2 separate regions of the Mus musculus genome follow, and region 2 is linked to region 1. Evidence: chromatin contacts called from ENCODE Hi-C or POLR2A ChIA-PET data. All regions are on one chromosome and are shown on one strand. The core of a region is the stretch at or near the end of the contact, and the rest is flanking DNA. Distances in the headings are between cores, read along the strand shown. Region 1 holds the start of Kat6b (K(lysine) acetyltransferase 6B). Region 2 overlaps Kat6b (K(lysine) acetyltransferase 6B).

The links. A loop is a pair of places that touch in the nucleus more often than their neighbours do. ChIA-PET counts read pairs that join two places held with the same protein, here RNA polymerase II (POLR2A).
Region 2: a map of gastrocnemius shows a loop between it and region 1 (1.9-fold over the local background). The contact joins the enhancer-like site here to the promoter of Kat6b in region 1. A Hi-C loop is called at or near these places in 2 of 37 maps with a recorded cell type or tissue (Patski and gastrocnemius). POLR2A ChIA-PET finds 5 or more read pairs at or near these places in 3 of 5 experiments (Patski and embryonic stem cell).

What each region holds. Positions count from the first base shown.
Region 1 is chr14:21,498,411-21,501,110 of GRCm38, reverse strand. Kat6b (K(lysine) acetyltransferase 6B) reads right to left here and starts at 1,326. Exons shown (of 17, transcript NM_017479.3): 1 at 1,151-1,326.
Region 2 is chr14:21,588,528-21,591,254 of GRCm38, reverse strand. The region is part of intron 2 of Kat6b (K(lysine) acetyltransferase 6B); the gene reads right to left. Among named protein-coding and RNA genes, the nearest start is that of Kat6b, 90 kb to the right of the region's middle. Within about 2 kb of position 1,432, at least 2 of the 3 ENCODE cell types and tissues checked have a DNase peak (open chromatin) inside an H3K27ac peak, as active enhancers do; they include gastrocnemius, where a contact is called at or near this core.

The DNA of each region.
Region 1 (2,700 bases), core at 77-2,576:
CCCCCTGGGAACGCGCGGGGTGGGTGACAGACCTGGCCGCGCGCCACCACCACCGCGCCTGCCGGGGGCGCTGAATCTGCCTGAGAAAGAAGCTACGGCTGCCGCCTGGAGGAGGTGCCGTAGCGCCCGCCACCGCTGCCGCCGCCGCCAGGGGTAGGAGCTAAGCCGCCGCCATTTTGTGTCCCCCTGTTGTTGTCGTTGACATGAATCCGACATGACACTGATTACAGCCCAATGGAGTCTCATTAAACCCAAGACGCGGCCCCGCCCCGGCGCCGTTCCATTGGACGAGAGCACGAACACTTAGGGCCAACCGTTGGCCTACGGGTCTGTCCGTCACCCGCTCGCTAAACACTCTGCCCCCCATTGGGGCAAGTTCCTGCCGGTCATCTCGCCTCCACATAGACACACCTCTCGACCCATCATTTCCCCCCCCCCACCTCCGGCACCACCCCGAGGGAGGGTCGACTGCCAGTACCAATCAACAGACCGCGGGGCCCGCCTTTTCCGGGCACCTATTGGTCCAGCCCTTTTTCTCTCTCACAGACACCGCGCCACCTCTACTTCCACCTACCCGCCCCCTCTACCTCTAGAAATGGATTGGATCTAGGCGCAGGAGAGGCGCTTGGCCTTATTGGCTGTACACGACGCCAATCAGAAGCCTTTTTTCCTCTCCCCTCCCCCACTCAACCCCAAAGCCCCTAGCCCGCAGCTAAAGTTTGTGTGAGAGCTGATCGCTGGCGGCGGCCGCAGGATTTAGGGGTGGGCGCAGGCGGGCGCGCGCGGGCGGGCACGCGAAGTTAAAATTCGAGGTTCTCAGTCGCCTGCTCCCGCCGAGGAGCGCGCGGACGGGCGCGCCGCCCGGAGCGTTCCATCCAGCCCCCTCCTCCACCCTCTCTCCTGTCCTGTCCCGGGCGACTACTCGCCCGCCCCCTGGCTTGCACCCTACCCCCTTCACATACCCCCTACCCTGCCAGCCTCAGGCCGGGTGCAGGCGGAACGATCTCACTGCAGCCTCTTCGCCATCCCATACGGAGGGGGAGCAAGCCCCCTACCCACCGGGTGTGCACCCCCGGCTCCGCACTCGCCCGTGTCTGCAAGCACGTGCACTATTCGCCGCTGCCTCCGGCCACCCCGGTCCCCGGCTAACCTCGCCTCCAGCCCGGCCAATCGCTTGCTGCCCTTTGTTGCTGCAGACCGGGTCTCCCCGCTGCCTTCCTCAGCCTCCGCCTCGTCCTTTGCCAGCCGCCCGGGTCCGCAGCGCCGCGCTCCCCCCGCCCGGGACCCACCGCCGCCGCCTCCTTCTCCTCCTCCGCCTCCTCCTCCTCGGCTCCGGGCTGCAGCGCACAGAGCCCGAGGCAGCGCCGCCCAGCCCCGCTCCCCCCGCGCCGCCCGCTAGCCCGCCTGGCCCGGCCGGGGGCGCAGCCCGGACCCCGCCCGCCCCAGTCTCCGCCCCGGGGGTACCTGCCTCCGCCCCGGGGGGCTCCGCTCACCGCCCTCAGGGGAGGGCGGGGATGCCGGTGTCCGAAAGGATGGGGACGCCTGGGCTGTTTTGGGGTGGGGAGTGTGTCCGCCAGGTCTGGGACTGAGGTGCGGTCTTCTTAAACGCGCCCCCCCTCCCGCCGCCGTGGGCCCCAAACTTCGTCCTTCTCCCGGGTCTTGTACCCTCGGGCGACCGCGGCAGTTTTGGGGTGGGGGATGCCTCAGGAGCTGTCTCTACCCTGATCAGGAGGAAGAGGGAGCAGTGACATTCAGCGACTGCGGACAGGCATCCTCGGGTGGGAGTGGGGATGTCAGACGCAGGCTGGAGAGGGAAGCTGCCCCTCAGGATGCCCTCTCCCGGCCTGCGGGAGAGGCTGGCGAGCTCGGAGCTGCGTTCTGGGTGCTTCCTGGACTGTGCAGCTGGATAACATTGGGGTTGGGCGGGGGGCGACCGCTGGGGGGCCCTTCCCTCGTCTCCAACCAGCGCTGTAAGGAAAGCTGATGGCGAAGTTCGGTTTTCCAGGCTTCCCCTGGGCCCCCGGAGTTCCTGAGGCCCATACGAGGGAGGCTGGGGGATCCTCTGGCCGCCCAGGCAAGGCTACTCTAAAGGTGCCCACATGCCTTGCAGCGCCCTCCGGACTCTGGAGAAAACGTCCTGCTCTTCCCAGAGTTGGGTGGGATGCTGGTAAGAGATACTTGAGAGTATGAGAAAGGTAGACTTGAGAAAAGGCTCCTCCTAACAGAGTTTGAACAGTTTCTCTTCCCAGACCTTTGGGAAGAAGGGAAACAAACCTATGTCCCTGGGAAAGCCAAGTTTCCCCGTGTGGTGGCCGGGGTGAAAAACCACCTGTTGCCTGAAGTTCTGTCCTTGAATCAGGACGTTCTTGGGGCCCCTGATGAGGAGATGTAGGATGTCAAAGAGCAGGAATTTCAGTCTCCCTGCCCTGAATGACTCATTTTCATGCCACTGCCACTCCTGCAGCAGAGTTCAACTCCCCGTTAGAAACTACTGTTCAACTATGTAGGTACTTTGTTAGACCCAATAATCTCAGTTCTTATCTTAGCAGCAGCAGCAGCCCTGTCACATGCAGACAGAAATGCACAAAGGCTACTCTGGTGTGCGAGCTTCCTCTGCTTCTGAGCTTGGCAGCAAGGTGAGGAAGAAGCCAGGACAAAAGGCAGAGGTGAATGAAAGATTAAAAAAAAAAGAGGGGAGAG
Region 2 (2,727 bases), core at 183-2,682, 90 kb before region 1:
ACAGGGCTTAAGAAAATGATGTTGTGTTGTTGGGGAGGCTCAGAATCTAGCTACAGAGAAAAGGTGGAGCCTGCACAGGTGTTGGAGATGAGAGGAGCCAGGGGTGGCTGCTGACAACCTCACACAAGGTGAAGCTCCTGGGAGAGCAAGAAAGGGCGTAAGGCTTAGAGTTCATGCAGGCATTCTAGGAGCTTAAAGAAGGCAAGCAGCAGGCAAAGCAGGGAGGCCTGCTCCCTGAAGCTACAGAGCTTGGGAACTTCTAGGAATCCTAGAGAGTGATATTATCCAGAGGAAGTCAGCCTGCTCACTTGGAGAGGTACTCTACAGTGTTCAGAAAAAGTACCCTGGTAGGAAGCTTGCTTGCTTCTCACTCAGTGCAGAGAATTGCTCAGTAATTGCTGCTCATGATCACCACAGAGACTGTAGACATTTTAACACTGTGGGGATCTATGTCTTGAAATTTTTATTAGTATTTAGATAGGCTCTAAGCAAAGTTCTCTACCCATGTCATCAGAATAAAGATGATAATTTTCCAAAGAAATCCTGTTATTATCTCCACTAAGCCAGTTTTCTTCTATTAGGATGTACATGTAAATAATTGATAGTTATCTAGAATGGTTAACACATGAATTGTCCTAAAGACATAGCTAGTTTTCTTAACAGTGCAGATCATAATATTCCTAACAGCTTTTCTCATGTAGAAAAAGGAATAAAATACCAAGATTTATAGATAAGTCCGACTTTAGCCGTTTATTGATTTAGCTTTAGGAGCCTTTCACAACAGAGTCCTTTTAACTGCATACAGCCAGGGCATGTGTCTAATCAATACTGAACATCTACCTTGCAGTTGGGGTTCATGAATTAATCAACAACTGCTCAAACTCAAAACCATCAGGCAAAACCCAGCAGTGACCTACATCTCTGAACACACTGAAACCAATGAAACAATGTTATCACCTGTAACAACAAGTCCGATCGCTCTCAAGGGCTAAAACTGAAACTAACTGGAAGTCTCTCCACAGGAGTTATTTATGTCATGCTATCTCTTTCTAGAAAGGACCATAAGCTAGCACTAGGGTCCTTCCAAATGGTCTATCCTGTGTGGCTGAATATAGCCTTATCCTGTAATGCTATAAACTAAGGGATTACAGCAAACGTGGTGTGCGAGGATAACATGGCTTTCCAACCTCTATTCCACACTCAAATGACTGGGTCCACTAAGCATTCCCACTTCCTCAAGAAAAAAAAATGGTGGGTAAACAGAAATCTGTCCAGGAGAGCTGCAGACTGTATAAGAAGGCTGTGGTTCTAGTAATGGTCATTTGATGGTGATTACAGACACTTTGAGAAGAGCCTCCTTGTTCTCCATGGTGTGAGCAACTCACTGACTCAGGCCATGAAGCCAGCAGCCAAGTGGCAGTGGCGTGGATCCAACGGTTCCTAGAGGAGAACAGATGGACAGCCATCCTTAAAAAAGAGTTCCCTGATGTCACCCAGCAATGAGATGTGAGGGCTCAAAACATGCACCCCCTCCCTCAGGAGGCACGTGCGAGAAGATGTCCCTGTGTTCTTCTTTCTCTCTCTCCAGCAAGGCCTGCCGGCCGGAGGCTCCCCAGCCACTCTATCGAAAGACTCTGTTGAAAATACACTTGTGTTTGGTTAAAGGAAAGTTCATATTTCTTCTTTGTATGAGAACTTATTGAAAGACTCTAGAAGATCACTGACCCACACACAGCCTGGTGAAGGAATGAAAAGGCACAAAATCTGGAACCAGACTCACTGGCGGGATTCAAGCATCTGAGTACTTTAACTTTTTGCTTCTATATCTATAAAATGTGAGTTAACAATCACCGGAATGAGAAAAGTGTGTGTATGTGTGTCCCCCCCACAAACCATGCGCTTAATACAACCCTACACACTATACATATACTTAATTTAAGATATGCATAGCTTTTGGTAACTACTCAAAAACATGCATAATAAGAAAAAGAGTGGCTTTTCTATCTGCTATGGTACAAAAGAGTCAAAGAGTAAGAACATGTGACCCATGCTTTGCAGAATTCACAAATGATACAGAGAGATCAGACACATATAAAGAACTTAAGACAATATAATCCCCATATCATATTTCTTGCATTTTTTAACACAATATTTTGTGAAAAGTTGGCAAGTTACGCAGGCTCTGGTCAACTGCTAGAGTGCTTGCCTAGCATGCACGAGGTCCCAAGTTCTACTCTGTCAGTCTCAGAACCTCCTACAAAATTGGGCATAATCCATGTTGGGACCAAGCTGGCTCAGATTCACCTGCCTACCTAAGGCAGGGATGAAAGCATGGACCATGTCAGTCTGCACCGCAGGTTATTAATCACAATTGCAAACAATTTCCTCCACTGAGAGTCCCCTGGTTTTGTTTTGACATGACCACATCACAGGTAATCAGACAGTGGCACCAACTGAGACCCTGTTAAGAGTGTATCCTATACATTATGATACATACCCTGGCAGCATCAGGACCATGTTAGAATGTATCCTACACATGATCATATATACCCCGGCAGCATTCAGTCAATAATACTGCCACTCATGTATTTGTAAGTACTTTATATTAACTGAAAATGTTTATCATAACATTTCACTGTATAGAAAAGCATATGCAAGCTAATGTGGAAACAGAATGTTTTCAAAACAGTGTGTGCCTGGAAACATTAGCCAGATAACAGGCAGACC